Regions from separate parts of the Mus musculus genome. Here region 1 is linked to region 2. The links are chromatin loops, found by intact Hi-C in ENCODE. Cell type or tissue: gastrocnemius. All regions are shown on one strand. Each heading gives the region's core, and the rest is flanking DNA. Links, peaks and the distances in the headings are about the cores only.

Region 1 (16,396 bases), core at 4,683-12,682, 150 kb after region 2:
AATGACCGCATACACCCTCTAGAACAGTGGTTCTCAACCTTCCCAACACTGCAACCCTTTAATACAGTTCCTCATGTTGTGGTGACACCCAGCCATTAAAATTATTTTTGTTACTACTAATAACTATAATTTTTGCTCCCTTATGAACTGTTACGTAACTACCTGCTATGTGGGATATCACATGTGACCCCTAACGAGGTTGTGACACACAAGTTGAGAACTGCTGTTCTAGATGTTCCAGGGACATACAATGTATGAAGAAATTTGTACTCAAGAGAATCTGAATCTTGATAAGAAGAAAAGTGCCCAAAGCACCCGAGCCATGCCCTGTTCGTTCTTTCTTCCAGCCCTGCATGAAGGCGCTGCATCCCAGAGAGGTAACTCCAACACATAGGTTCCCTGTCTCCAGCTCCCAGTTTAGGGCTCCAGTGCTACCTTGAAGAGGCAGGTTGCCAGCATTTCTTATCCTTTCCACTTCCCCCATTACTGCAAAGGCTAAATTCATAGATTTTGAAGCCAAGCAGCCTAGAAGCCTCTCATCGCCCTGTCTTTGATAAAGTGGAGTATCTGTCTCTGTCTATGCTAGCTGTGGTATGCTGGGAACGCAGTGCATCTATCCCCTTACTGTAGGAGGGATGTTTCACAGTTGGGGAAGTCAACTGAGAAGACCAGCTCAGGGAGCTGAATTCAGAGCACTGTGGGCAAACAGGTTCCTTCAATGAAAAGCAAGCTACCACCCTTTCCCTTAACTTGAGAAAAATGTCTTAGAATTTTTCTCATGGGGAAAGGCAAGCCATAAGAAAAGAGCTCTAAATCCATTCCTTAAGAATGGACTCTGTAGCTGGTGCCCTGAGCAGACCTTGGGAGCAAACTCCACAGCCAGTCCCTTAACACCCAGAGGAAGCTTCACTCTCAGGTGTTCTAACACACCCAGGATCACAGGATCACAGGAGTTTGTTTGGTCACACCAGGATCTCAGGGTCTCAGAGGCAGCTTGACTCCCAGGAGCTCTAACATACCCAGAATCTCAGGATCACAGAGACAGCTGAACTCTGAGGAGTTCTGACACAACCAGGATCACAGGAAGGACAGGCTCCAGTCAGATATATCGAGGGCAGGTAGCACTAGAGATAATCAGATGGCAGGTGACAAGGGTAAGAATATAAGCAACAGAATCCAAGGTTATTTGGCATCATCAGAACCCAATTCTCCCACCATAGCAAGTCCTGGATACACTATCACACTGGAAAAGCAAGATTTGGATCTAAAATCACTTCTCATAATGATGATAGAGGACTTTAAGAAGGACATAAACAATTCCCTTAAAGAAATACAGGAGAACACAGGTAAACAGGTAGAAGAAACACAAAAATCCCTTAAAGAATTACAGGAAAACACAATCAAATAGGTGAAGGAATTGAACAAAACCATCCAAGACCTAAAAATGGAAATAGAAACCACAAAGGGAGAGAACCCTGGAGATAGAAAACCTAGGAAAGAGGTCAGGGGTCATAGATGCAAGCATAACAGAATACATGAGATAGAAGAGAGAATCTCAGGTGCAGAAGATACCATAGAAAACATTGACACAACAGTCAAAGAAAATGCAAAATGCAAAAAGCTCCTAACCCAAAACATCCAGGAAATCCAGGACTCAATGAGAAGACCAAACCTAAGGATAATAGGAATAGAAGAGAGCAAAGATTCCCAACTTAAAGGGCCAGTAAATATCTTCAACAAAATTATAGAAGAAAACTTCCCTAACCTAAAGAAAGAGATGCCCATAAACACACAAGAGGCCTAAAGAACTCCAAATAGACTGGACCAGAAAAGAAATTCCTCCCATCACATAATAATCAAAACACCAAATGTACTAAACAAAAAAAGAATATTAAAAGCAGTAAGGGGAAAAGGTCAAGTATCATATAAAGGCAGACGTATCAGAATTACACGAGACTTCTCACCAGCAACTATGAAAACTAGAAGATCCTGGGCAGATGTCATACAGACCTTAAGAGAACACAAATGCCAGCCCAGGATACTATATCCAGCAAAACTCTCAGTTACCATAGATGGAGAAAACAAGATATTCCATGACAAAACCAAATTTACATAACATCTTTCCATAAATCCATCCCTACAAAGGATAATGGATGGAAAACACCAACCCAAGGAAAAACAAGAAGGTAATCTTTCAACAAACCCAAAAGAAGATGGCTGCACAAACAGAATGCTACCTATAACAACAAAAATAACCGAGAGTAATAATCACTTTTCCTTAATATCTCTTAACATCAATGGACTCAAGTCCCCAATAAAAAGGCATAGACTAACAGACTGGATACGTAAACAGGACACAGCGTTTTGCTGCATACAGGAAATGCACCTCAGTGACAAAGACAGACACTACCTCAGAGTAAAAGCCTGGAAAACAATTTTCCAAGCAAACGGTCCCAAGAAACAAGCTGGAGTAGCCATTCTAATAATGAATAAAATCAACTTTCAACCAAAAGTTATCAAAAAAGATAAGGAAGGACACTTCATACTGGTCAAAGGAAAAATCTACCAAGATGAGCTCTCAATTCTGAACATCTATGCTCCAAATGCAAGGGCATCCATATTCATAAAAGAAACTTTACTAAAGCTCAAATCACACATTGCACCCCACACAATAATACTGGGAGACTTCAACACCCCACTCTCAGCAATGGACAGATCATGGAACAGAAACTAAACAGAGACACAGTGAAACTAACAGAAGTTATGAACCAAATGGATCTAACAGATGTTTATAGAACATTTCATCCTAACGCAAAAGAATATACCTTCTTCTCAGCACCTCATGGTACCTTCTCCAAAACTGACCATATAATTGGTCACAAAACAGGCCTCAATAGATACAAGAAGATTGAAGTAATCCCATTTACCCTATCACATCACCATGGACTAAGGCTAGTCTTAAATACCAATAAAGACAATGGAAAGCACACATTCACATGGAAGTTGAATAATGCTCTACTCAATGATAATTTGGTCAAGGAAGAAATAAAGAAAAAAATTAAAGGCTTTTTGGAATTTAATGAAAATGAAGACACATCATACCAAAACTTATGGGACACAATGAAAGCAGTGGTAAGAGGAAAACTCATAGCTCTGAGTGCCTCCAAAAAGAAACTGAAAAAAACTTACATTAGCAGCTTGACAGCACACCTGAAAGCTCTAGAACAAAAGGAAGCAAATACACCCAATAGGAATAGACTGCAGGAAATAATCAAACTCAGGGCTGAAATCAACCAAATAGAAACAAAAAGAACTATACAAAAAAATCAATAAAACCAGGAGCTGGTTCTTTGAGAAAATCAACAAAATAGATAAACCCTTAGCCAGACTAACCAGAGGGCACAGAAACAGTATCCAAATTAATAAAATCATAAATGAAAAGGGAGACATAACAATGAAATATATCTTAAAATAATTATTCTGTCTGTTGAATATTAACAGTTGAAAATATTAAAATCATGTTCTACAAACAAGAACAACAACAACAACAAAGAAACGAAAAAGAATGGACTCTGTAGAAAAGACTTCAGGAAAACTTCAATACGAAGAGTCCTCAGAGAGTACTAGACATTAGCTGCTTAGCAGCTAGGAGACTAGCAGCTCCCTGAGAGCATCAAGCTATACTGCACCCCTAGGCTACCAGGGAGAACAGAGGAACGTGGCAGGAAAGAAGAGTCCAAAGAAATCAACATGATTGACCTCAAGACCTTCCCAGGAAGCTCTGAGTTTGCTCACTGACAGTGGCTTGCTCATGGGAGGGAGGCCCTGGGTGCTGCCTCCAGCAACAGTAACAGCACAACAGCCAAGAAACTGCCAGCCCCCATGGCAGTCATGGCAGAAGTAGGCCAGCTTAGAAGAGCACAAGAGCTGCTTCTACTACGAGCTTATTCCATAGCTCAGCCTTCTTTTGTTCCCGGTAATTTTGAGGATGCCTTCATAGCCAAGATCCAGGGACGATAGGCTGATTGCATAATTTCAAGGCACATCAGCTGCAATACAAAAACTATGGCCTGCTAGGTCCAAGCCCTGGTGAGGTGAGGTCAGTGGAAAAGGACCAAGATGGGGCCACAAACCAACAACTTCAGGCACTGAGATCTAGACAGAATCTCCACAAAGATAATAGAGTGGCCAGCAAGCTTTAGAACAAATACCGCTAAATTTGTAAACAAAACCTGGCCGTATTAATTCAGGTGAGGATGTGGGAAAACTTAGCCACATTGTTTCTCTGTACTCTTTCTAGGGAAAGACCTGTCCATGACTCTTCTATAGCACAGCCAGATACAGTATAGATGAGAGGTTATCAAACCTCCCATGATGGGATCCTGCTACGATAACAAGTATATACACCTGTGGACGTCTCAAAAACAAGGCTGAAAAATCATGAGCCTTGCTCAACAGAATGGAGGCAATCTGTTCCCGCTCAAATGATTGCGCAAAGAGGCAAGTTCAATCTGGGAGTAGGAAGTGGGTCACCGGTTGTCTTAGTCCTGGATGTGTTTGGGTAATAGTATAGAAATTAAAGAAAACATTCCTTATCCTGGCTGTGAGGAGGACATGTATATAGACTAGTCACGGAGGAAGAGTGCATTAAATATATACATTTCATTTTGTATTCTATTCCTCAGTTGTGTTAGGAAGATGTTCAAAACCTGGCCAGCAATCTTCTGACAGTGTGCTGTTTCTCCATCTCTTAGTCACTGTTGTTGAAACCCAAGGTTCAGCTGTTGCAAGTGCGTACTGCTTTGTATAAGTATAATTTATGAGGTTTTTTTTTTTTTTTTTTTTTTTTTTTTTTTTTTGCTAATCGTTGAAGCCTACCCACCTAGCATAGCTGTAGCCATTTTGTTCCACAACTGCCAGCTATTTCATATTGTTGCTGTAATATGCCTGCCAGTTATTAATGCAGAAAAATAACGACTCAGAGCAGGGTCATGCTGACTACATACCTTGTTATGTTCTGTATGTTATGAGGTTTGTTACTGCTAGGAAATTCCACAACTATAAGCTTCATGTAGGGCCCATCAAACTAAAGGTTGATATGAACTGTTATGTTTAAATTGGCTTGAGTCAGGGCTAACCACCGGGCAGCACTTCCAACACCTGTGTATGAGCTCATTGTGGGTTTTGGAGTTTTATCCTGAGAAATGTCCAGCACACAGCTTTGAGCTGTTGCTCTGGACGATCAGTATTGGGGTGTACATTCAACAAACCATCCCTGTTTAACTAAGATTGGTGCCCCTGTGGTTTCTGGGGTGACTCCTAGACCCCAACATAAATGTCTTTACCCATTAAAGCTACTCTAAAAAATGCCACATAATTCGTCTCTCTTAGTTCTGGTAGACAGAAAGTACAAGGTCAAGGAAGCTGCAGGCTTGGTATCTAGTGAGATTTTGTTTGGTGGTGGTGATGGGGTTTTTGTTCTCTTGTTTGTTTTGAGACAGAGTTTCTCTGTGTAGCCCTGACTGTCCTGGAACTCCCTCCATAGATCAGGCTGGCCTCTGCCTCTGCCTCCCAGGCGCAGGGAGTAAGGGTGTGTGTGTGCGGCTACCCCTGGCTTGCTGGTGGTTGCTGTTGGGGAGACAAGGTCTCACTATGTAGCTCTAGCTGACCTGGAAGTTACTGCACAAAACTAGCTGGACTTGGACTCAGAGAGACCTGCCTGCCTCTGCCTCCCCAGCGTTGGGGTAGAGGGATTTATTTTCTTAATGAAATAATTTGAAGTGGGAAGACCCATTTGCAATACAGATCTTTTGAGGTGGAAAGATCCATCTCTAATCTGGGACACATCTTATGCTGGCAGCCTATATAGAAGACATGGAAGAAGGAACTCTTTGGCTTCTTGCTTTCACCCCTGATAGCAAGTCCATTCCTTCACTGGCATGAAAACCTAATTCTTCAGGATTCCAGCGTGTACTGAAGACCAGCTGAGACATTCAGCTTCTTTGACTGAACAGCTACTGGATTCTTGGTCCTTCCATTGTCATAGTCAGTCATTGTTGGACTGGGGGACCACATTCTGTAAAGCACTCTAATAAATCTCCTTTACACACACACACACACACACACACACACACACACACACACAATTGGCTCTGTTCCTCTTGAGAACCCTGAATAATAGAGTACCCATCTTCAGTGTACAGAATTCACTTGTGTATTTATATTGGTGCTGAGTATTGTCCCTGGACGCTACTGTACCCTGAGCCACATTTTGCACTGTTTTAGTTACTTTTGACCACGTTAGCATTTCTGTCACCACCACAATCAAGGCTGGAAACCTCACATCATGTTAAAGTTTTATTTAGAACCATTGTTCCTCCTTGCATAGCTCAACTGAAAAATAAAATGCTTGTTTTTAGTTATTGTGTTAGTTGGGGAGGGGTCTTTATCCATATATGAGCAAAAAAGACACTAGCACAGTATTTTGTTCTTTCTTTTTTTATATAAAAAATCAGCATGCTATAATACATTGTTATTTCCCTTAGCAGCTAGCCTGGGCTGTGTGGTTTCCTCAATCAATCAATCAATCAATCAATCAATCAAACAACAAAGCCCTTTCTCATCCAGTAGCTCTCCTGGGTGCTCCAGCAGGGAGAAGTCACATTTAGTTGTGCGTTAACCTCTGTTCCTTTTCTCCTCTCTCCCCTTTCCATGCCTCACCCCAACAGTTTCACTCTCACACACACACCCCAAGTAGTCCCTTCTTTGTTTCTGTCACATGTGTTCCGTGATTCACTCATCTCCCCTCCCTTCATTCCTCACTCAAAGCTTGCCCTCTTATGGTGCCCTATGTAGTTTCAAAACCTATGCTGCCACCACCCCATACATATGCAGAGATGACAGTTAAAATCTAGTGGCTTAGGGAAGTGGCTCAGTGGGTAAGAAAGATGAATGTGGACACACAACACTCATAGGTGTGGTTTCACGTGTTGAAATCAAACCCAGTGCTAGAGGATGAGGAGACAGGCAGGACTTATCAGCTAGTTTGGCACACTGGTGAGTTCCAGGTTCAGTCAGAGGCCTGGGTTAGAAAACCAAGGTGGAGAGTCATAGGGAAGGACACTGAACATTGAACTCTGAACTCCACAGGCCTGTGCACATGTGTTCCCACCAATGAACTAAACTAAACCAAACTAAAATCTAGAAGGGAAAAATGTGGTGATAATGGCCATCCAAGTGGGTCAACAGATTACTAAGGGAATGGCTTTGTTGGACAAGCCAGATTTCTCTGGCACACTTGACCTCACAAATGCAAAGAGACCCAGTCATTATACCAAACATATTCACTGGTACCCTATAGCATTTAAATATAATTCAGCGATCAATCTTCACCACAGGCTATTGATTGGGTCCTCAGTGAATGAAAGATGAGATGAAGGGGGGACATTGACCATCCCTGAAATGTGGAGAATGGCTTTATGGTGAATATAAAGGAGGAAGCAGGCAGAGGGAACAGTCCAGGTTGGATGGGGCTGGCAGGCTAAACCAGACCATGAGAGGAGAGGGGGGGAAGGAGAGCGAGAGAGGAGCCGAGTCCAAAAGGAGCCGCAGGTGCTGAGTGAGACTTGTCCTGGGTTTGAACCCAGGAAGTGTTCGGATTGTTTCAGAAGTCTCAGTCCTCAGTCATGTGGCTCCACGTCTTCTTCCTTCTACTTCTATTATTCCTATATTCTTCTTGCCTAAATAAAAAGGAAAGATTTTTAACTCAAACACAGTAAAACTATTTACAATAATGAGGCTATTTCTGCCAAGCTCTCCACAAAGCCCAACGTGGTTGTATTCGGCAGCCTTAGAATGGAGTCTTTTGAGTTCAAAGTTCTGTAAAGTGTTCGTATCAGCCCCATATGAACTCAGCAGTTTGAATGTCCTGAGCAATCTGTCGTCCAAAGCTGATCTTTGGGTGGTGTTTGTCAGCTCAGTAGCAGTCCTGGCTAGGTAGAACACAGTAGCAAACCCACAGGTGTCCACTGTGCAGAACCTGGTGGCAGAAGAGGCCTGGGGCACTTTTGCCCAGTAGTTGGCGGTACCACAATCCAGGTGGATTCGTTGTTGCAGGGTCCCTTCATCTCCTCGGGGAACCTCAAAGGTTACTGTTGGGAATGGTAGAAAATCTAAACATTTTAATTGCCATATTCAGCAGTTCCTGGTTACCTGCTTCAGACTCAAACCTGAAAACACATACAGGAAGCTGGATGAAGCTTATTTCTAGAATTAGTGAATATTCTGTATGACCACTAGCATCACGGTAGAAAGTTTATATGTAAGTAATAATCGTACGCATGTTTAGATACTTTTATCTTAAGAAAGTTTTGGAGAGTCAGATGACAACCAAAAGAGGATTGTATTACTGGCAATAAACTAGTCTTTCTCGGACCCTGATATAGCTGTCTTTTGTGAGACTATGCCAGTGCCTGGCAAACACCGAAGTGGATGCTCACAGTCAGCTATTGGATGTAATACAGGGCCCCCAATGGAGGAGCTAGAGAAAATACCCAAGGAGCTAAAGGGGTCTGCAACCCTATAGGTGGAACAACAATATGAACTAACCAGTACCCCAGAGCTCATGTCTCTAGCTGCATATGTAGCAGAAGATGGCCTAGTTGGCCATCATTGGAAAGAGAGACCCCTTGGTCTTGCAAACTTTATATGCTTCAGTACAGGGGAACACCAGGGCCAAGAAATGGGAGTGGGTGGGTAGGGGAGTGGGTGGGGGGAGTATGGGGGTACTTTTGGGATAGCATTGGAAATGTAAATGAAGAAAATACCTAATTAAAAAAAAACTAGTCTTTCTCTTTTTTCCTCTGTCTGATACCAGGTGGTTCTTCTGATATGAGACAAAGATTTTAGATTTTCCTTTAACAAGCATGTGTGGGTTTAGATTAGGAGAGAGCCTCTCTCCAAACCCAAAGCCAGCTTTCCTTAATTGAATTGGGACCACATGAAGAGCAGTTGCCACTTATGTCTGTAGAGGGCAGCAATACCACTTAGCCAACTTACTCTTTTTTGGGGGGAGGGAGTGGGGGGACATTTTCTCTTGCTGGCCTGGCCTTTTTCTTCAGATGTTTCAGTTGCCCTGTGGTCCCAGATTCCTTAGTTGGGTGCTTTTATTCTCCTGGGAAGATAAAACCAAAACCCTGTCCCAACTGCTTACCTCTGGGAAAGGGATGGCCTTTTCTGGCAGGTTATATCTTTCCTAGGGCAAAACCTCTCGACAACAAAAAAAGTTTTATCTTTCAATTGAAATTTTAAAAGATCCTTTTGAAAATTTAAAACTAAATATCTTAGTGGGTAAATTACACCTATAATCTCCTTTCTCTTTATATATAATTTCAAGAATTAAGTGTATTTATTTTTAGATCTAAAGACTAAGCCTTTGTCCAAAGGGGTGGATTTTATTCTGACCACCTAGCCAAGAGGAGATTCGGAGCATCCTCTGTCCTCCTGACCAGGGAGCATTACTGTGTCCAGCTGTCTTTACTTGAGTCACCAAAAGGTACCAGAAACAAGACCAAACTAAGAAAAAGAACTGGGAAGCTACCAAAAAACAAAAAAAACTTTCCTCCTCATAGAGGGCCAGCTGGCTTCCTGGCATTCACTGTCAGTAACTGAGGGATGTTCCAGGGTAGGGGGCTTCCCGGCCAATGTACCAAATGTTGGGGTCCAGGAATTGCCCCACGAAACACACGAACACCCATCTCAGTCCAACAGGGATGGTTTATTGAATGCATATTCTAAGACTGATCCATCAGGGCTGTAGTTCAGAATTCGGGGGGGGGGGGGAAGGGGGAGGCGCTGAAGCTACGACCTTGAACATTATTTTTTATATCAGTTTATAAAGGATAAAACCACACCAAAAACAAAAAAACAAAAACAAAACAAACCAAAACAAAACTACAACAAAACCACAATGAGTTCATACGCAGGTGCTGGGAATGCTGCTGGGTAGTCAGTCCTGACTCAAGCCAATGCAGACATAACAGTTCATATTGACCTCTAATACAAAGGGTGCTACGTAAAACTTTGTGATTTTTTTTTTCTTTTAAGATTAACAAACCTTGACTGGCAGTGGTGGTGCACGCCTTTAATCCCAGCACTTGGGAGGCAGAGGCAGACGTATTTCTGAGTTTGAGGCCAGCTTGGTCTACAGAGTGAGTTCCAGGACACAGAGAAACCCTGTCTCGAAAAACAAAAACAAAAACAAAAAAGAAAAAGAAAAATATCAACAAACTCATACAGACTGTAACAGGGGACTCACAGCACAACCCGGCTCTGAGTCAAGTTATTTTTCTGTGCCAATAACTGACAGGCATTTTACAAGTACACTATGAAAAAGTTGGCAGGCATGGAACAAAATGGCTGCAGCCGTGCTAGGGCAGAGGCCTGGCCTTTACGTGCAGGGTCAGTGATACCCATAGACTGCAGGAGGGTACATCCAAACCTCAGACCCTGGAGGCACAGCCTGCAGAGTCAGCTGACCAGGCCGGGCTGGTGACTGGGTGGTGTTTAGCACCTCCTCAAAGGTATTACTCAGCCTGTGAAGGGGATAAGAGATGCAGGCCACAGCTGCTATTGATCCTGTCACCCTCTCGGAGTTGCACCTGGAGCAGATCCTAGGGCAGGTGTGCACACCAGCCATGAGGAAACTCGCATCACTGGAAGATGCTGAGTGGGTGTACAATGATCGGCTGCATAATGATCGACGTCGGGAGATATTGGGTGAGATTGCCTGTGTGTGTGTGTGTGGGGGGGGGGGGAAGACCTTTCATCCCAGTACCCAGGATGCAGAGCCTTGTGGTTCGTTTTGAGTTCTAGTCCCATTTCGTTTACCCAGGAGAGCTTGAGTGTGAGAGAGAGAACCCTTGATTTGAGCATATTGCAAATCACTTATGCATAGTTGATAGGAAACGACATACGACAATCTTATCTATGCTATATACATATTGCATAAAAATAAAAATAATTATTGATAATAATTAATAGTGTGATATCCACCTACATGAAAACTCACCCTCAAACAATGGAATTCGGTGTTCTCACCGGTAGCCGGGGAAAGTCAAAGAAACGGGAAGTTGTCATCGATTCTTGTTACAAGAGGGGGACTTTCCCCACAAATCTAGCCATCCCATTTGAAAAGCAGAAAGGACTTTATATTTCTCCATGAAAATTCGACCATATTCGAGGAGGAATGAGTGCTGCTCAGGATTTCCTTTCTGGGAACAGAGATGGATGGCCATCGGGAAGAAAACCAGGGCCGTTGCTTGAGTTACGTCGACATGATAGTGTATTTCTGAAACTTTGGTCACTTTCTAAGAAGTCCACGTCACAAAATTGACAGAAATGCCTGATCGACCAAACATGCTCAAAAAAAAAAAAATCTCAAAATAAACTAAAATTTTATGTAAAGCAAGGATGCCAGAAAAGGGACAAAACTGGTTCTCAGCAATGGGAGCTGCAGAAACTACTGAGAGTGAGGTGCTGGGCAGAGAATTCACGGAGGTGGGGCTGGGGATGTACTGGATGGTTGAATGCTGGAGCAGCCCACGTGAGGCCGCAGCCAGCATCCTGCTGAATAAGGAAAGAACCCAGAGCACTTGCTCTGCATCCGGGAAGAAGTCCGGGGGTGCTACTTACTGTTCTCTCTCTCTCTCTCTCTCTCTCTCTCTCTCTCTCTCATTACCTCCCCCTCCCCCTCCTTCCCTTCCCCCTCTCTCTAGCTCTGGCTTTCTTACCCCATTCTCTCTCCTGTTCTCTCACTTTTCCCCCCTTTTCTGTCCCCCACCCCAACAAGCAGTCGCTGTTTATTAACTGACCAGCTTACAGAAATACCCAGGGGACCCTTCCTCCATCCTTCACATAAGCCTGTCTGTCTGGTCTACAGCATCTGCATCTTCTAGTGAATGTGTGGTCTTTTTTATTTTTCCTTCATTCCACCTCTTGGAGACGATATTTGGGCCATGGGAGGCTGTTTGCTTCCTTGAATTGTATAGATCCCAGGAATTATATTCTTTATGCAAATGATGCCGTATTTCTCAAGAGATCGAGCAATCAAAGAATTATCTGTCGAGGCAATTCTCTTCTTATTGATTTTGCCCTAACCAGGCTTGTAGATTAGCTCATTTACCAACTTCTGGTTGGGGTCCTTCCATGTGCGTTCCCCAATTCCCAGGGTGTGGACTGAAGTCTTGTTGAATTTAACAAAGGTGTCTGTCATTGAAGACCTGGTAGAAGCAGAGAAGCTGCAGCACGTTGTGGAGTCCATAGCCTTGGTGCCTTGGGCTCTGATGGTTCTGCAGGTATAGGAGTTTCCAGCCATCCTTGCCAACCTAGCCATATCAATGCCAGTTCTCTATATATCGGCCTTTATTTGTCTTTCACAGATAAGCTTCCTCTTTGCCTTCCAAAGTGTCTTTAGGGCAAGCATCTTCCTCAGGGGTTTTATCTTAAACTCTGTGGAGATTCCGGTTTCTGGCACAGCAGAAACCTTCTGTTCCTCTGGTGGCCTCCATGGTTCCTGCTGGGTTGCAAGCCATCACAGAAACATAAACAGAGAAAAGGCTTGCTTGCACCCTGCTACGGGGGTCATAAGCTATATGCACTTACTATAAAGGACAATATGGATTTTCTAAAAATTAATTTTAAGAAAAATAGTGGTTTTCCTCCCATCATAATCTCACAATAGATCTACCACGTAAAATTTTCTCTCACTTCCTGTTACACTTCCAAAGTGAATGCAGTCAGCACACAAATGAGAAACCTGCACTTTCATATATGTTGTGACATTCACAATAGTTAAGTTGTGGGTTTAACCGATGTGACCATCAATGGAGACAGTGGTGTGTTTACACAGAGTGTATTGTTAAGCTATGACAAATAAGAATGAAGTGGCCTTAGAGACATAGCTCAGTCAATACAGTGTTTGTGATGCAGGCATCATGACCGGAATTCAGATGCCCAGCTCCCAGATGAAAGCCAGGCCCAGTGGCACAGAAGAGTAATCCTGGCACAGGGGTAGCAAAGGCAGGGAGACGTTTATTAGTGTGGCTTAGAGCTGCTGGCCTGAGCATCCCAGCAATGGCTGTCTCCTGATGGAAAGGCCAAGGTTACAATAGTTATTCAGTTAAAGAAAATGAATGTCTTGGCAGTCACACTCTGATGCTGGAGTCCCAGAGATGTTCCCTCTACATTGGAATAACAAAGAGGCAGGGCCTAATGGCAGCAAAGAAGGGCCTCAGCAGCAGAGTAGATGGGCTTGCCAGTGAGAGTGAGGGCAAGCAGGCAAAAAGCAAAAGCTTGCTTCCTCCGTGTCCTTTCATGTGGGCTGCCACCAGAACGTTTGCCTCAGATCTAGGATGGGTCTTGCACCTCAAACAATCCAACCAAGAGAAATCCCTCACAGCTATGCCCAGTGGCCTGGGTTTAAGCTAATTCCACAGACAATCAAGCTGACAACCAAGATTAGCTGGAGAAATATCTGTTCAGACAGTTTTACAATTTAAAAAAAATTGATTTATTTTTATGAGTATGGGGACAGCTGTCTTCAGACACAGCAGAAGAGGACATCAGATATCATTACAAATGGTTGTGAGCCACCATGTGCTTGCTGGGAATTGAACTCAGGACCCCTGGAAGAGCAGTCAGTGCTCTTAACCTCTGAGCCATCTTGCCAGCTTTACACTTTTTAAATTGGATTTGTTACTTATTTGTGCAAGCTTTAAAGGCTCCTATACAGTCTACATCAATGTCTCCCATCAATAGTCTCCCCCTTTTCAGTGGCATTATTCGCAGAAGAAAAGAAATCATATGCAGTTTAAAAACCAAAGAGGTCATGAGGATTAACTTGAATGTTGTCTTTGGAGATTTGGGATTTTATCATTAGGTCTTTGATACAGTTTCAGTTCATCGCTGTGCGTGTTTAAAGGAAGGCGCTTTTATAGCAAGTTTTCGCGCCCATCGAGTCATCTCCCAACTCCTTTAACTAGAATTTCTTCAGTGTGTCCACCTAAATATACTTGATGGTAATTATAATTACACTAATCTCCACCTAACTATTCTTGTGTTTTCTTTTCTTACAGCAAAATATCCAGAGATAAAATCTTTGATGAAACCGGACCCTAACCTGATCTGGATCATAACCATAATAATTCTTATCCAGCTGGCTTTGTTGTACTTAGTCAAAGACTTGGAGTGGAAATGGGTCATATTTTGTGCCTATGTATTTGGTGGTTCTATTAACCACTCACTAATTATAGCTTCTCATGAGATCTCTCATAATTTCCCCTTTGGCCACCGCAAAGCACTGTGGAACCGCTGGTTTGGAATATTTGCTAACCTCCCGATTGGGATTCCATGCTCGATTTCCTTTAAGAAATACCACACGGACCACCATCGATTCCTTGGAGTTGATGGTGTCGACGTAGGTGTTCCTCACTATCTCGAGGGCTGGTTCTTCTGCACCGCTTACAGGAAGCTTGTCTGGATTGCTTTTCAACCTCTCTTTATTACTTTTCGACTTCTATTTATCAACCGCAAACCAATTTCTTATCTGGAAATCATCAATACTGTTGTTCAGATCACCTTTGACATTATAGTTTACTATGTCTTTGGGGTTAAATCCTTAGTCTACATGCTGGTAGCCTCCATGCTTGGTCTGGGTTTGCACCCAATAAGTGGCAATCTTATAGGGGACCATTACATGTTCTTAAAGGACCAGGAAACATTCTCCTATTATGGGCCTCTGAACTTGCTCACCTTCAATGTGGGCTATCACAACGAGCACCATGACTTCCCCAACATTCCTGGAAAAGACCTTCCCTTGGTAAGTAAAGTGTTTGGTAAATATTTTCATTTCTAATAGCGACCTAACCCAAATTAATCTTCACTTGCTCATTGTTTAATGAAAGTTAGTATATTTTAGTAGCCAATGCTGCTCATCAAAATGAAAATCAAAGCATAATATCATCTGCTATCTGACAGGCTAGTTTGACCAAGGGTACAGTCTTTTACATTCTTACGCTCATGGCTCAGAAGTATCGGCAGATGTGTACAATCTGTTAGGCAGTAAAATAACTCTGTCCTAGCTACTGTCCTATTGCTGTGAAGAGACACCATGAACAAGGCAACTTAGAAAAGAAAGCATTTAACTGGGGGTCTTGGTACGGCTTCATGATCATCATGGCAGAGAGCATGGTAGCAGGCAGGGAGGCATGGTACTGAGTGAGACTGGACCTGGCATGTGCTTTTGATACCTCAAATCCCCCCCCCCTTCAGGGACACACCTTCTAAAACACAGCCATACTCCCTAATCCTTCCTATGGGGGCCATTTTCATTCAATCATCACAAACTCAGAATTAGAAATCAAATCCTTCTGTGACATGAGCAGCAACCTGAGTTAGAGGAGCTCTTCAACTGGTGGGATCTGCTAAGATGGTGTGTGGCTTATGAAATGCTGTGACTACCTTGTGACAATGCGGTACATGGTCACGTGGTGCTAGTTGATTTGTCCATGAGAACCAGGAAATCCTGCGTAAGTTTTCTGAAAAAAAAAAAAAAAAAAAAAAAAAGGGTAGACATCTGTTTGCAATGCTCTGTTATGTTCCTAGCATGGACTATCATCTCTCCCTTGCTCAGACTTGTATAGCATAAGGTAGATCAGTGTTCTGTGCTTGGCAGACTGACACCTTTTAGAAACACATATTGAGCTACTGAGGGATGAAATACCAATGTTAACTTCTCCGGAACTCATGCATGCCATCTGCGACCTAATTTCAATGGGTTCCACAAGGAGAAGAAAGAAGGCGGCTGTGTCTCATGCAGACTGGCATTACAGAGGGTAACTGTGTGTCACGGGCACCTGTGCCACACCTTCGAGCTGGCGAAGGGTGCATGAGAGCTGTTTGATGATCCTTTCAGCTGTTCAGTGGGATTTGCATTTTTACAATAAACGATTTGAGGAAAGAAGCAGATACCTGTATGACCCCAACCCTGAGCATGCGTAGTGTAACACTAGCCTCCAATGTCTTGGTATCGATCTGTCCGGAATCTCCAGTGTGGCTTTTGTTGATCTATGACTGGGCAGGTGAATTTTTATTTTTTTAAGGATTTTATTTTTTGTTGTGCATGTGTGAATGTCTGCATATATATGTGTGGACCACATGCATGTTAGGTGCTCAGGGAAAGCACAGGAGGTGTCATATACCCTGGAACTGGAGTTACAGGCCCTTGTGAGCTGTCACATGGGTGCTGAGAACTGAACTCACTCAGGCCTTCTACAAGGATGGAAGGTGCTCTCAATTGCTGAGCCATCTCTCTAGCCTAGAATTTTTATTTTTATTTTTT
Region 2 (16,396 bases), core at 3,544-11,543:
GATACGGAGAGGTATTCGGGAGGAGGAGGTAGGTGAGGGGACAGGGATTTAGAAGAAGATGGAGGCAATTCTAGGGCTAATGCTTTCTTCTTTCTTCTTTGTCTGCAGCGCTGCATCTGAACCCAGGATCTGGAGCTAGGCCAGCTGAGTTACATCCCAGGAAAATTTCCAATGTGATTTCTGTATTCTTTTAAATTTACTTTTAATTTAAGCGTATCTGCGTGGCTGTCTACCACGTGTGCGCGGGTGCCCAGGACGGCCAGGAGAGGCTGTTGAATTCCCTGGAGTTGGATTTATGGGAGGTTTTGAACCACCTGATGCGGAGCCTGGGAACCAAACTGGGGTCCTATGGAAGAGACTCTGCTGACCCAGCTCAACAGTGGCTCCTAGGGTTCTGAGCCTCTCTGTCTCTGTCTCTGTTTCTCTCTTCCTAATTCATTTGTTGAGTGCATGCACACACAAGTCATGACACTCCTGCAGAGATCAGGGGACAAGTTACAGGAGTCAGTTCTCTCTACCATTCTGGGGATTGAACTTGGACTGTTTGGCTTGGTGGCAAGCATCTTCGCATGGCGAACCATCCTGCCAGCCCTTAATTTTTATTCTCTTCTCCCTTTCTCTCTCTGTCTGTCTTTGCTAGGGATTGAACTCAGAGCTTTGCATATGTAGGCAAGCACTCTCCTGTTGAACTGTATTCCAATCCCTAGATAATTCCAACTCAATAGGTCTCTCATTAGCTTCGGAGCATTGAGTATTATACATTTTTTTTCTCTTGCGTATAACAGAGTAGTAAGAAAGTAAAAGAGCTACTGTCTGTCCCTACTCTAAAATTTCTAGACAGGACAGAGAAAACCCAAAACAGATCTCAGGTCAAGGTTGTTGTCCTATGTGTGGTACCCTCTCTTTCCCCTCCCCCATCCTTTTCTTTCTTTGCGTCAGAGGTAGTCAGGAAGCGGAGGTACCATCCTCTGGAAGGGCTGGGTTGTCTATGAATGGAATAATCCTCTAATCTGATTTAGACATTTGTCTCACTGGACTGACTGCTCTGACACACCCCTGTCCCCTCTGCCCTATGTCTCCAACAGAAGAATCTTTACCTTCTGATGTCTGGACCCTGTCTCTAGTGAAATCTAGGCAGCCAGGGTTCAGGAGGCCACAGGTCTCACAGGTGACTCAAATATCAACTTCTGGAGCACACTGGCCTGGTAGAGAGTGACAGAACAGTAGGCCGTGGAAAGGGAAGGCACAGGGCCAACCCTGAAGCACGGAGGTGTTTTGCATGGAGGCTCTGTGATGCCCCACTGTGTGGAATGACTCGCCCTGGACTATGGGCCCCAGAGGATGGAGCGAACAGGGTTGTGGGGAGTTCGTTCGGTGCTTGTGCACCGGCCCTAAGGAACACACATCAGGTGGTGGCCTCAAGTGTTTGTATTTTGCCACAGCACTTCTGTGACCACTCAGAACATTCGCAGCATAGAAGCTCCGAAGGGCGGGGCTGTGGTGGAGGAGGGGGCACCTCTGCAACCTCAAAGAAGTCTGCCCTGTCCCCGCCTTAGAAGCCCTTGGGGGAGAGGTCTGATTTACACAGCTTTCTAGGACCGGAGGTGCTTTCCGGCTTTCAGGCCGGGCCGGGCTCCACCTCAGACACCCCGTCCCACTCAGATCCACAATATGAGGGAGAGGCCTAGCTTTTGCATCACAAAAGTAGCCCCACCCTCCCCCTACTTGGGCAATCTGCCCACTGTAAAAGTTTCCTAATCCACATCTGCTTCCTTCTTTGGGCCGTGGCTAATTGCCCAATCACTGTATTTCCCCAACAGAACTCCGAGGGCTCCTGGGAATCCACATCCAGGAGTCTTGGGAAGATCGACTCTGGGAGATTGACCCTCTGTTTTTCTGTCTGCGTTTTACACTGCCCTGCCCCCATTGGACCCCGAGTCGTCTGGGTTCCCAAGCTGCCTGCTGCTGATGGATGGCATCTGGCAGTAAAGCCAGCAGCAGACAGAGTTTGAGGTGTGGGAAGAGCTATGACCTTTGAGTGTCTGTGTATCAGTCCCGTGTGACCCTGGAATGCTGCAGCCCCTCCGAGACTGTTTTCTCTGTACCATCTACACTGTCTGGATAGTTAGTTTCTGCTCTGAGATGTCTGGTTCTACACACTAGCAGGGAAAGAGGATGGTTTGTCTAGACCAGTCCTTCATTGATACTGAACATCACCAGGCGATGATGATGGGGCGTTCCCTAAATTGGGAAGGGGGCTTAGTTTCTCAGTGTGGATCACCTATGCACGCCCCTAGAGGTCACCCCAGGAGTGCTCTGGGGAAGGGTTCGCCAATTCAGCCTCAGGGCCCAGGGATTCTGAGTCCCTAAAGCGACTCCCAGGTATTCCAGGTTTTTTCTTTTTAACTTAAAAAAAAAAAAAGGTGTTTTTATAGGCTAGAGAGATGGCTCAGCGGTTATGATCACTGGCTCTTGTTCCAGAGGTCCTGAGCTCAATTCCCAGCAGCCATGTGGTGGCTCACAACCATCTGTAATAGGATCCGATGCCGTCCTCTGGTGTGTGCCCTCTTCTGGTGCGTCCGAGGAGAACCACAATGTACTCACATACATAAAATAAGTAAATATAAAGATATATTTTTAAAAAACAAGGTGTTTTTATTGGGGGCGAGGAAACACACATATGCAGTAGACACACAGAGAAAAACACTCTCTGCAAAGCAGAGGACGGATTCAGAAAGCTGAGATTCCCTATCCCAGGTCCTTAGCGAGGCCAAATAATGACTATGCAGTTCCTCTTCTACCCAGGGCCCAATTCTGAACTTCCTAGGCTTAGCTATTCTATTGCTGATCACTCTGGGTGCCCCAGAAGGCCTCAGACCCAAGGTGTCCTTGAGGTGGCGGTAGAGATCCCCTGTGTACATCTGCAAGTCAGAAAGCATCTGCCCCAGATGCCTGTCCTTTGGCTCTGGCACAGAAGGTCTTACTGAACACAGCAGGGCCTTGGGTGTTACATTTTGACACGAAGCCAGCTACGATGATAAGCCACAGGGTTTCCTTTCGCCCATTGCAAGGGTGGTGAACTCTTGCATATTTAAGGCACACCAGCCCAGAAGAGCTTCCAGGGACGAAGGACCTCACGTTCTGGTGGCCTGTAAATGTGACACCTCTGTGCCGTTTGGCTTGACTAAAGCCCCAAATGTTAGCATCCTATAAAGTCCCTTCCCTGTTAATCACTTGCAAAGGAAGGCAGCGGCGGTGTTCCTTTTGAAGAAAGCCGGATACAGAGTGGGGGTCTTATATTTCAGGGGCTCCTCATTAGGAGATGTGAGCTCCAGGATGGGATTAGATTTTGTTTTTCTGTTTTTCTGTGCTGGGGGATGGAACTCAGGACCTTTCGAATGCTAGGTGAGCGTCCAGACACTGAGCTACCCCCAGCCCCAGATGAGACATTTGAAGTCCTTCTGGGGCATTACCTAGTTTCCTTGGAAACAGAGGTGGGAGATAAGAGAAAAATGACTGAGAAGCAGGTCTGTGACCCTGGGACTTCCCTCTCTGGGGCCAGCTGCCTGGATTTCTATATTTCCTCTTACTTCAGCCTGCCTATCCTGTGACCCCTCCAAACTCTCTGTCATATATATCCAAATAGCCCTAACTTTGGCAGTCAATATCTGCCCTTAGACAGGTCATGTAACAGTTTTACGCCTCGGTGTCTTCATCTATTAAGTGGAAATAATAATGCAAACCTCCCTGTCTACCCCAGGGATAAAGAGTTAACAATGCCAGGCATGGTAGTACATGCCTAGAATCTCTGCACCAGGGAGGCTGAGGTAGGAGGACTTTGAGTTCAAGGCTAGCCTGGGCTACATAATGAGACCTTGTCACAAAACAAAACAAAGCCAACACACACACACACACACACACACACACACACACACACACCCCAAAACCACACACACATCTTGCATGCATGATTTATTATGATTAGGGACAGATTTTTTTTTCTTTTCTTTGACGTGGTAGAGATCAAAACCAAGGACTTGCAAATGCTGTACTAGAGACTTAGACCCTTAGCCTTATCAGAGTTATTTCTGCTCCTCTCTTTTTTTTTTTTTTTGGGTTTTTTTTTGAGACAGGGTTTCTCTGTATAGCCCTGGCTGTCCTGGAACTCACTCTGTAGACCAGGCTGGCCTCGAACTCAGAAATTCTGCCTCTGCCCCTCGAGTGCTGGGATTAAAGGCGTGCGCCACCCTGCCCGGCAGTTATGTTCCTCTTCTAAGTTCTGAGCCCACCCACTTACTACTATAAATCTTCTACATATATTAATATGTACGTGAGAATGTGTACATATGTGTGCTCGTGCATGCACTCGTGTGTGTGTGTGTGTGTGTGTGTGTGTGTGTGTGTGTGTGTGTTTGGGCTGTTACCCAGAGCCCTTGAACCTGAGAGGGTTTTCTCTGCTCTCAGGGTTGTTTGAGAAAGGTAGAACACAGCGCATACACACCCAGGGGCCAGTGTCCTCCTGGGAAGGCAGAGAGGTGATCCCTGTCCACCAGGCCCTTTGGCCCTTAAGCTCCTCTGTGGCCATTGTTCACCTCTCATTGGCTACAGGAAAGGTTTCCTTCTGCACACACTTAGACCTCTGAGCCAGAGAGGCCTTAGGGGGCAGATGCAAATATCTGTATCGCAAGGTCTCCTCTAACTGCATACTGTGACAGGACAGGTGACTTTGTCCTGTAGTGAGCTGACCAGCATCTGAAAGATGCACTTGCAGCTAAAACCTGCCTCGTAAGGGCTGTGTGGAACCCTACTCCCAGCTTGGGATGGGGCCTGGCACACATGATCACTCATACGATGGATGTCTGCTGAGGATGTATCTTGCATGCGCATATGTTATGTATTTGTTTTGAGACAGGGTCTTCTGTCATTGTCAACTGCTCCTTTAGATAATAAAAACACAAGGCATTGAGAATTTATAAAATTTACCAAGTATCAAGACCCAGCTGTTGTAAACTGGGAGCTAGAAGAAGTAGGGCCAGTCAGGTGCCTGCAGCTGTGGACTGGACATGTTTCCAGGCAGATTTGGCCTCTGGATGGTTTCTGTCTCTAAGTCTGTGGTATGAGCAAGACACAAGCCTGAGCGCTTGTGGTATGAGCCTAGTGGGCGAGCCCTCCCAGAAGGAGTTGCTGTCTGAAGAGGCACATTCTGTGGCACTCTGAGAGCAGAGAGACATGCGCAGTCTTCATGTTTCCTGAGACTATGCTAGCAAAATCTCTAGTTAGCGGCATCTGTCTTCCTCTGGCATGGGAGGGGTGGGGTGTGATGAGGACCGTGACGAACCTGGACAGACCCGTGGGGGTACTGAAGGATGTATACGGTTCCTTTGACTCCGGGGTATCTGTGGAATTGACCAGAGACAGCTGGAATACAGGACTCTGCCCCTCTTTGTTCCTCCACGGACAAATCTAGACCTCCACTGGCCCATGGAGAATCTTCCAGAGTCTTAAACAGGTCTGGCATAGTGATACACAGCTGTAGTTCTAGCATGCAGAGGATGATGGGAGGAGGATTATCACAAGTTTGGGGTCCGCCTGACCTAGAGTCGTTTCTGAAGAATTCAGCCCAGCCATGGCTATGCAGGTAATATAGTACTTCAACAACTGGTGAAAGAGTCTCTCTGTTTTTTGCCCCGAGGAATTCTCTATCCCACAAAACAGACGGTGATATTATCAGATAATTCCAACAAGAGCGAACAGTATCGTTGAGAGGCAGTGACCCCACAGACAGAAATCTCAGTCCGTGTGTCTTCCAGACAGCTCTCTGTGTCCTTTCTTAGACAGCCCCTCCTCAGGGCGCAGGGGCTTGTCTCATGCTGAGTTCCCAGGAGGTCCCAGGGGTGTGACCTTTCTTGTCCTTCCTCCCTGCCCCCCACCCCAGGGCCAACTATAAAGAAGGCCAGTGCCAGCCCTCAGCAGACCGTCTAGGTCCCAAGAACTTTTCAGGGCACTTTTAGGGACGCATATATCCACGATTCCTCCTGGGCAGCGCCATGAAGTCCCTGTGGCTTTGCTGGGCACTCTGGGTACTGCCCCTGGCTGGCCCTGGGGCAGCGATGACCGAGGAACAGGTCCTGAGCAGTCTACTGCAGCAGCTGCAGCTCAGCCAGGCCCCCACCCTGGACAGCGCGGATGTGGAGGAGATGGCCATCCCTACCCACGTGAGGTCCCAGTATGTGGCCCTGCTGCAGGGAAGTCACGCTGACCGCTCCCGAGGCAAGAGGTTCAGCCAGAATTTTCGAGGTGAGCTCTTCCTGCTGTCCCTGGTCTCTAGACAGGGCAGACTGACCATGCCCACTCTGGTGATGTAGACCCTTTCTTTGTGTGTGTGTTGAGAGGTGTGACCAAGTCCTCAGGACTCTCAAGGCCAGGAGGAGATATACATCAGGCTGGAGTGACTGACAAGACCCAGACTCAGAGAAGAATAGAGCAGGGCAAAACAGGATCATAGGGTATGGGTAGGTGTAGCAAGGACCCAGTTCTTCTGGAGACAGTAGTGTGACTTCTGGGGTGACTATCTAGGACCATCTGGGACAGTGGCCAACTGTGTCTTGTGCTATGAACACTGAAGTAAATTACTGGTTGAAGCTACTTTGGGTTAAAAGCAAACAAAACGTCCAGTATTCTGAGAACAGTATAGCCCGCTAGTGAGATGCAGGAGCCTAAATGGAGCCTCTCCCCGTTAGGGCTGGGATCAGAAAGAAAGCCAGATCCATGACCCGGCTTCTATAAGGACCCTACTCTCTTCAGCTTCATTACTTCTGGATCCCAAAGCTCTTTGTGCTTGCTTGGGGAGGTTTAGTGAACAAGCTCTTGCTGGAGATTTTAAAAAGGCACAGAACTGTAACGGCTCTGTCCTGGCCTCCTTCAAGTACAGTGGCTCTGCCATCCTAGAGGTCTTGTGATACCTGGAGAGGCCCGGCTGACTCTGTCCTTGTCCACAGAGGTGGCAGGCAGGTTCCTGATGTCAGAGACCTCCACTCACCTGCTAGTGTTCGGAATGGAGCAGCGGCTGCCGCCTAACAGCGAGCTGGTGCAGGCTGTGCTGCGGCTGTTCCAGGAGCCTGTGCCCAGAACAGCTCTCCGGAGGTTTGAGAGGCTGTCCCCACACAGTGCCCGGGCTCGGGTCACCATTGAATGGCTGAGAGTCCGTGAGGATGGCTCCAATCGCACTGCCCTCATCGACTCTAGGTAGGGGATGCTGCTGGATGCTGTTGTTGCTGATGTGTGTGTGCGCGCACGTGCGCGCGTGTGTTGGGGGAGTTGGGAAGTGAGGGACTCGCCCATGCAGGGGGAGGGGAGCAGCAGATGATAGGGATGGGTACCGGACGGGACAGACTCCTCCTTCAGGGCCTCCCTAACAGCCTGCCAGTCCCCTTGCCTGACGCGCACTGCTGTGTCTCAGGCTCGTGTCCATCCACGAGAGCGGCTGGAAGGCCTTCGACGTGACCGAGGCCGTGAACTTCTGGCAGCAGCTGAGCCGGCCGAGGCAGCCGCTGCTGCTCCAGGTGTCGGTGCAGAGGGAGCATCTGGGGCCGGGGACCTGGAGCGCACACAAGTTGGTCCGTTTCGCGGCGCAGGGGACGCCGGACGGCAAGGGGCAGGGCGAGCCACAGCTGGAGCTGCACACGCTGGACCTCAAGGACTACGGGTAGGCTGGAGGTTGGGTGGCTAGGGATGCAATAGACCCGGTCCTCCTCCCTCTCTGCCCCCAGCCGCGCCGAGATTTTGTACCAGCTTAGGTGTGAACTGTGTAGGCTGCCCCGGGAGATGAGCCATTCCTACCTATAATACTTTCTAGCGGTGCGTTTAGAAATGGTATTATAATATTGAATTATAACATTCTATTTCCACTGTCCCCTTCAAGAGTAAGTCTTTGAAGATTTTTAGCTTCAAGCCAGGCATTGGTGGCACATGCTTTTAATCCCACACTTGGAAGGGAGAGGCAGGCAGATCCCCGAGTTCGAGGCCAGTCTGGTCTATAAAGGATAGCTAAAGCTACACACAGAGACATCCTATTTCAAAAAACCCAAACCAAACCAAACCAAACAACCAACCACTAAAAACAGAACAAACAACAACAAAACCCATCTTATTAGGCATATACTTTAAACATTTGTATTTGCTACTATTGCGCATGTGTGTCCGTGTGTACACACTGTGTTCTACTCTGTCACCTTTATATGAGTTCCAGGGATCCAATCCAGCCCAGGTCATCAGTTTTGCATGGCAAGCTCTTTACCTGCTAAGCTACCTTGCCTCCCCTGCATATACTCTTTGTTGTTGTTAAAAATTCTTTATTTTGGGGGAATTTTATTCATATATACAATGTATCTTTATCATAGCATTCTCTACTCCCCATCTTGCTCCTCCTGATAAGCATTATAGTGTGTGTGTGTATAGGGGTGTGTGTGTGTGCATATATGTGGTATGTGTGTTGTGTGAAGTATGTGTGCATGTGTATATGTGTGGTATGTGTGGTGCATGTGGAATGTGTGGTGTATGTGTGTGTGGTGTGCATGTGTTGTGTATGTGTTGTGTGATATGTGGTGTGTATATGTATGTGTGGTATATGTGTGTGTAGTGTGTATGTGTGTGGGGTGTGTATGTGTGGTGTGTGTATTTATGTGTGGTATATGTGGTATATGTGGTGTATGTGTGTGGGGTGTGTATGTTTGTGGGGTGTGTATGTATGTGTTGTATGTTTGGTGTATGTGTATGTAGTGTGTATGTGTGGTGTGTGTATATGTGTATGTGGTTTGTGTAGTATGTGTGCATGTGTATGTGTGGTGTGTGTATATGTGTAGTATGTGTGGTGTGTATATATGTGGTGTGTGTGTGTATATGTCTGGTGTGTGTAGTATTTGTGCATGTGTGTATGTCTGGTGTGTGTATATGTATGTGTGGTATGTGTGGTGTGTGTATATGTGGTATGTGTATGTATGTGTGGTGTGTGTGATATGTGTGGTGTATGTGTAGTGTATATGTGTGGTGTGTGTATGTGGTGTGTATGTGTGATGTGTGTAGTATATGTGCATGTTGTGTATGTGGTATGTGTATATGTGTGGTATGTGTAGTATGTGTGCAAGTGGTGTGTATGTATGTGTGGTATATGTGTGTGTGTGTGCAGTGTGTATGTGTGGTGTGCATGTGTGTATATGTGGTGTGTGTGTGTGTGTTTGTGGTGTGGGTGTGCTTGTTCTATAGCAGGCATGTGGTGGTCAAAGGATGACCTTGAATGTCAGTGTCTACCTTAGGCCTTGTTTGAGAGAGGGGTACCTTGTTACTCAGCATGAAGTTTGGCTGCAAGCTTCCGGAGGTTCTCCTGTCCCTACCTTCTCTTTTACTTTAGGGTTATATTGATTACTGAGGCACACTACCTGCCAGCCTTCTGTGGGCACTGGGGATTTGAACTCAGGCTGCTCTCATATTTGTGCTCTTCCCCCATTGAGCAATCTGCCCAGCGCTTGTTTTGTATTTTGAGGCATGGGTCTCATATAGCTCCAGCTGCTCTTGAATTCTTTACACAGCTCAGGATGACCATGAACCGCTGATCTTGCCATCTTCTCCTCCCTAGTGCTGGGGTTACAGGCATGCGTCACCAGGTCACCAGCAGCATGTGCTTTTAAAAGACCTTCTCAGTCCTCACTACTATGTAGTTGGCCGGGAACTCTGTGTAGGTCAGTGTGGCCTCAGCTTTATAGATCAGTCTGTCATTGCTTCCCGAGTGCTAGGGAGATTAAAGGCAGGCATTACCATGCTCAACTTCACTAGGTATTATAGGTAGCCAAGTACGGTTTAAAGCTTCTAGGAGGGTGTGCATAGTTCATATGTACAGGCTGTACCGTTTTGGTATCCTTGGGCTTTCTGGACGCCATCTCCCATGGACACTAGTCACTGAGGACAAGTTGCTTAAGACCAGGCCTTTGTCGTGAAGTTCGGTTCTATCTAGCTCTGCTTTTCACTTGTTCTCCATCATGTCACTGAGCACCTTTGGGTCTCAGAGTCCTCAGGTATAACAAGGCTAAGACCAGAACTCCCTTCAGGATTCCTCTGAGGATGAAGTACAAATATCACCCTAGATAACACATAGGCCATATGTAGTTCTGGCATACCAAGACTCTTAGTAAGCACTTTATGTTCTAGACATTTATTTGTTCTTTAATCTTCACAGTGTTCTCTTTGAAGACCTTGGGAAATGGTTGGTAGGACTTCCTTCCCTGCCCTGTCAGGTGACCTTTGCTCTCTCACCCCTACAGAGCTCAAGGCAATTGTGACCCCGAGGTACCAGTGACTGAAGGCACCCGATGCTGTCGCCAGGAGATGTACCTGGACCTGCAGGGGATGAAGTGGGCCGAGAACTGGATCCTAGAACCGCCAGGGTTCCTGACGTATGAATGTGTGGGCAGCTGCCTGCAGCTACCAGAGTCCCTGACCATCGGGTGGCCATTTCTGGGGCCTCGGCAGTGTGTTGCCTCAGAGATGACCTCCTTGCCCATGATTGTCAGTGTGAAGGAGGGAGGCAGGACCAGGCCTCAAGTGGTCAGCCTGCCCAACATGAGGGTGCAGACCTGTAGCTGCGCCTCAGATGGGGCGCTCATACCCAGGGGGATAGATCTGTAGTCTCCCTGTCCACAGATGTATTCTCAGTGAGCTTGTCCTAACTTAGTGCTCTCGTCAGACCTTTGCTCTACAGTCTTGGTTTTCTTGTCCATCACCCAGTTTAAGCACTTACATGGGTAAATCATGTCACTCCAGTAGGACACACTGACCCCACTTAGCCAAGGACATGGCTATGCAGTGAACAGGTTCGCATCTGAGTCTGTTTTCTGGCCAGAACTCAGCTTAATGTACAACAAAACCCTACGGTGAGAACAGGGGAATCAAAAGCTCGTTTACTCTTACACCGTGATTACTGGCATCAACGTACCATGTCAGGGACTGCCCACAGCAGGCTGGGAGGGAGACATCTCAGAAGCCTGCGGCAGCTCCTTGTGAAAAACCGTTGTTCCCATTTCTCCTAACCTTAGCCCTAGACAAGAGCTGTATAGATTTCATGTGTGTGACTGCTTTTCAGTTGGCCTTGGTGTTCATAGTTATTCTATATTATTTGACTTTCCTACTCCTTTCTCCTTCTGCCCTGGTGAATTCTATGAAACTAGATGTTCCTTGATGTAATGATTCTTAAACAATTAAAAAGTTGAGGCATGGGACACAGCACAGCACAGTCCTGATGGCCCAGGTGCATGCTGTAGATGTATTCTGTGTGCTCTTATCTTGGAAACAATGCAATAACTTTGCAATGTTAGTTCAGATTAATGTTTGACTTGCAAAGAAAGTTTGAAGAAATTATTAGAAAGTGAAATAGAGCCAACACTGGGATCCCGAAAAGAAAAAAGCTATTGAAGTTATGAAATAAGTTTTGCACAAAATTTGAGAGTGTTTCCTGGATAAGCAAGTATAGAATACATAAAATCTTATATTAGTAAAACTAAGCCAAAACACCGGGACTCTTAGGAGGGTCACTGCGTGCAATGTGCAGAAGCAGAAAGCTGGCAGAACTGCCGAGTTAAGGGTGTACCTGAGTCTTTCTGGCCATTGCCTGGCAGCTTTGCCCATGTCATTTATTGTCAGAGCTTCACGGGAAAATGCAAGTAGCCGACTTCGGAGCTCTGAGCTCTGGAGTATAATAAGTCAAAAGGTAAAGTTTAAATAATGATAAGTTTGCAATAATTATTATTTTGGCCAGAGGCCTGGGAATAGGGGAAGCTTGAAACTCTGGGGGAACAATTATAATTCTTGATTCTTTGTGTGATGTGGGTATTGTTTTGAATTTGATTTGGCAACGATTATACAATGTCTTTTTTTCCTATCTGCATTTGGAGTATCAATAAAAGACTGGGGCAAGAGAAAGGGAGAGAGCGAGTCATCGAGTGGAGAGAGTGGGGTGTGCATGCAGTGTGCGTGAGGTGAGTGTGGAGTGGAGAGAGTGTGAGGAGAGTGTATGGAGAGTGTGTGTGAGTGAAAGGGGAACGCACAGAGGTGTGTATGAGCATGAGAGTGAAAAGAAAACTGCACAGGAGAAAAGAGCGTGTGTACAGCCTCAAGCTGCAAACAAGCAAGCAAGAAATAGAACACACACACAAACACACACACAGAGGGAGAGGGAGAGAGAGAGAGAACAATTTTAAGCTTCGAAAAATTGCCTGTCAGTTTGTACTCGGAAAGTTGTCAGTGTCTGTTTATTATGTGCCTTCCAGATATCCCTGCTTCCAGTTGAGAACTCCAATCCTGTGTCGAGGCTGGACCCCGACAAGTGATACATAAATTAATTTACACAAAACAGAACAAAGCAAACAGAACTCCAACATGCCCTAGATAGGAGAATATCTGGAAAGAGCCCACCAGGTACTGACCCATTCCAGACTTGTTTTCCTCTCTTGAAACAAGGTCTCAGTATGTAGCCCAGGATGGTCTCTAACTCAAAACCACTCCTGCCTCTGCTTCCCAAGAGCTGAATTAGAGGCGTTCACTGTCATGATCAGCCCACCATAGACTTTCACAAATACTCTGAGGCCCTGGTTCTAAAAGCACTAAGAGGTGGGGAAGAGGAAGGGCTATAGGCTGGGATGCTGGCCAGGAAGTCAAATATTTAGCTTCCAGAGCTGACCACAAGCAGGCGACTCAAGGCAATGCGGAAACCTATGAGTTACTCAGGTGGCTTTAAAAAGGAGCAGTGGTTGTGCCAGGCGTGGTGGCGCACGCCTTTGATCCCAGCACTCGGGAGGCAGAGGCAGGCAGATTTCTGAGTTCAAGGCCAGCCTGGTCTACAAAGTGAGTTCCAAGACAGCCAGGGCTATATAGAGAAAACCTGTCTCAAAAAACAAAAACCAAAAACCAAAACCAAACAATCAAACAAAAGAAGCAGTGGGCTTCAGCTCAGAAGCACCACGGCCCAGGGAACAGGCAGCCCTGAGCATTGCGTTCTACTCCAGAGTCAGCGCGACCCGGGTGTGTTTAACATCCCCCTAGAGAACTACCTTCAGCAAGAATATACTTCAACACGGTGCCTTTTTCATATTTAGCAAAACAACAACAACAACAATGAAACATAGATAATCTGAAGAAACAAAGTTAAAGGGAAGCTTTTTACCGTGTCTTACGTCATTTCTAGGACTCTCAACAGAAGGGGATGATGGGTAATGATGACAGCCTGATTGGATGATACAGGGATGATCAAAGTCTCTCCAGTTTGGAAGCTTGAGGACCACAGTAACTAAGTTTAAATTCCCTATGCAAGCTCTCATTGGAAACTAGTATTTTGAGCATTACATACACTTCCTCTTTAGAAAGTATCTTGACCCTTGCCAAGGAGAGGAGGCTAAGGTTGTGTGGTGGGCGAGCATTTGTGGAGCTAGGCTAGGCAATAGTGTATGTCTATCATGAGTATCACCACTTAAATCTTTGTAACTAAAGCCAGGCACGGTGGCACACACCTTTAACCTCCACACCCAGTAAGTAGAGGCAGGTTCGTGACCAGCCTGGTCTATGAAGCAAATAACAGGTCAGCTAGGGCTGTTATAAAGAGAAACTCTGCATTGAAAGTCTTAAAAATAAACAACAAAAAATAAATTTTTGTAACTAATGCACAGAGACTAGTCCTTTGAATCTTTAGTAGAGTAACTTATTTATGTGCTAGGCTGTTTTTTAAGAAAGCCATCCGTGGGGATGGGGAGATGGCAAAGCACTGGCTACCCTTCCAGAGGACCCAGGTTCAATTCCTAACACAGATGGCAACTCACAATTGCGTGTAACTCAATTTCTACAGGATCCAACATTGTCTTCTGGTCTCTGTGGGTACTAGGCACGCATGCAATACACAGATATACATGCACACAAATTACCCACGCACATCAATAAAAACACTTTTTAAAAAGGAATTCTACCCACGGTTGGACAGAGAGAACAGCAGATTCCTTGTTAAGAGTAAGGGAAGAGTAGAGATTAAATACCCTTTTCTGGTCTGGTTTTGTTGGTGCCTTTTTTTTTTTTTTTTTTTTTTTTTTTTTGCTGGCGTCTACAGCCATTTCTAGTTCCTTAACACTAGGTGGCGCTCTGAACCTGTTTGCAAATTAATTCTGCTCTTGCTCTAGGAGCTGGTGCAGAGGCAAGGACCTTTTTGGTGGAAAAGCCAAACTTGTCAATCTTTCTTTGGTCTGTCTGAATTTCCTTAGTTGGTATGAACAAATATTTCTTTTACACCTCTACAGGAAAACCCACGAAACTCTATTTCCTTCTTAAGAGAAGGAAATAATTATAGGCAGCAAGCCAAACCCCATTAGAAGTGGAACTTTAAATTTTTCAATTTTGTATTTGTTTGTATAGTCTTTTGTTTTGTTTTGTTTTGTTTGAAATAGGGTCCTATATCTTTTATAGCCCTGGCTGTCATGGAACTCACTTTGTAGACCAGGCTGACCTCAAACTTAGAGATCTGTCTGCCTCTGCCTTCAGAGGACTGGGTCGAAAGGCTTGTGTCACTACTGTGGCCCAGCTTACTCCAGGCTACCCTTAGCCACACTACGTATCATTGGTTTGCATGAGGTGGTTACAAAAATCCAAAGATGAAAAAGTTTCATCAGTTTTGTCTTTAAAATTGGTTATCTTAGTCTGTCCTACATAGGAAATAATGTTGCCTAATCTTTTGTTGGTTTGTTTGAGACTTGGTCCCCAGGCAGGCTGTATAGACATGGGTGACCTTGAACTTGTGCCCCTAATAACCAGCCTCTCAAATGCTGGGATTGCACCATCTCATGGGTAATGCAGTGGAGGGGAAGGAGCCCCGTCCTTCATGCACGATACTGAATGAGTTATATTCCCAGCCTTCCAACAATAAACTGGAACTTTAATTCATTTTTTCTTTTTTTTCTAAAGATTTATTTATTTTATGTATATGAGTACCCTTTAACTGGTTGTGAGCCTTCATGTAGTTGCTGGGAATTGACTTTAGGACCTCTGCTTCCTCTGGTCAACCCCACCCACTCTGGTCTGCCCCGCTCGCTCTGATCAACCCTGCTCCCTCAGTCCCTGCTTGCTGTGGCCCACAGATTTATTTATTATTATAAATAAGTACACTGTAGCTGACTTTAGACACACCAGAAGAGGGTGTCAGATCTCATTATGGATGGTAGTGAGCCACCATGTGGTTGCTGAGATTTGAACTCAGGACCTTCGGAAGAGCAGTCAGTGCTCTTACCCACTGAGCCATCTCACCAGCCCATAATTTATTTTTTCGAGGCAGGGTTTCTTCTGTCATATATCCCAGACTGGCCTGGAACTCTCAAACATCCTGCCTCTGCCTCTAGACTCCAGCCATTGCAAGATCTGCACAACCTGTCCTGGCTTATCTCGCTGAAGTGTTCTAACAAAGACATCAAGATTTAAATCTATTCTCAGATGTCTTCAAAGGAAATAGAGAGCTATTCTCCAAAAACTGTCATATTGGTTCTCCTTCGATGGTGAGACTGAAGACGGTGAGCCCACGCCTGATATGTAAAAGGCCGGGGTTTCATCTGAAATACTGAAAAAGAAAGAGAGAGAGAGAGAGAGAGAGAGAGAGAGAGAGAGAGAGAGAGAGAGAAGAGAAAGAAAGGAAAAAAGAAAGAAAGGAAGGAAGAAAGAAGAAAGAAGAAAGAAAAAGAAAGACATAGCTTTCTACTGAACCTAATTTTTGGGTAATAGACATGGATTCCTGTGTAATACAGGGAGCTAAGGGAGGGTTGGCTGCTGCAGATTGGCCATCTGCCTAGCCTGGGACACCTCAGTACTCTGTCCCATTGTCTGGTTCTTCCTAATTCTCAGAAGGGGCAGGCGTGTTACTTAAGGATAAGACAAGGGTGAAGGCCCTGAGGCACTGATAAAAATGATGCTGGGGGCGGAGAACCCGGGGAGAGGGGAGGGAGGAGGCTGAACTGGTTTTCCTATTGGCTGGGAGGTCCGGAAGGGAAGGGCTGGACGGTAGGGTCAGGGTGGGGCACTCCTGGAGGGTGTGTCCCAAATGGCTGGGTGGGAAGGTAGCTATTCATCTACCTCACTGTAGCAGAATACAAGAAAGCAGATAGTATGTATGTAGTTTCCAATTCTAGGAAGACTGGTAGGAAGGTCCATTGAGTTCAGGAACTTAAGTCTAGCCTGGGCAACAAAGCAAGAGATTCTGGCCAGAAAAAAAAAATCGTTCCACTTTAACTGTTTGGTTCGTCCATTAATGGAATAAATACACGTTAGAATCTTGTGTAAAATAACGTTTCGGTGGCGTTGGGAAACTGCTTATGATTGGTATACTATA

The links. Hi-C counts contacts between places; a loop is a spot of excess contacts. Peaks named below come from ENCODE experiments on the same cell type or tissue, not always from the same donor. Only the 100,000 strongest peaks of a DNase experiment are listed, where the experiment ranks them.
Region 1: it touches region 2 in a loop (2.3-fold over the local background); 8 of 42 quality-filtered maps call a loop at or near these places.

The regions. Positions count from the first base shown.
Region 1 is chr1:181,040,625-181,057,020 of GRCm38, forward strand. 9130409I23Rik (RIKEN cDNA 9130409I23 gene) reads left to right here and starts at 10,613. Exons shown (of 3, transcript NM_001033819.2): 1 at 10,613-10,776; 2 at 14,133-14,875. The coding sequence starts at 10,695. It overlaps Gm39716 (a long non-coding RNA gene), which reads right to left and starts at 11,719. Exons shown (of 2, transcript XR_003948798.1): 1 at 11,069-11,719; 2 at 6,481-7,739. It also overlaps the pseudogene Gm17967. In gastrocnemius, for the core only: a CTCF peak has its summit at 9,021 (motif pointing right); no DNase peak of the experiment used is centred there.
Region 2 is chr1:180,887,137-180,903,532 of GRCm38, forward strand. Lefty2 (left-right determination factor 2) reads left to right here and starts at 5,972. Exons shown (of 4, transcript NM_177099.4): 1 at 5,972-6,297; 2 at 6,999-7,245; 3 at 7,460-7,705; 4 at 10,314-11,971. The coding sequence starts at 6,048. The coding sequence ends at 10,677. In gastrocnemius, for the core only: no CTCF peak of the experiment used is centred there; a DNase peak (open chromatin) is centred at 7,268.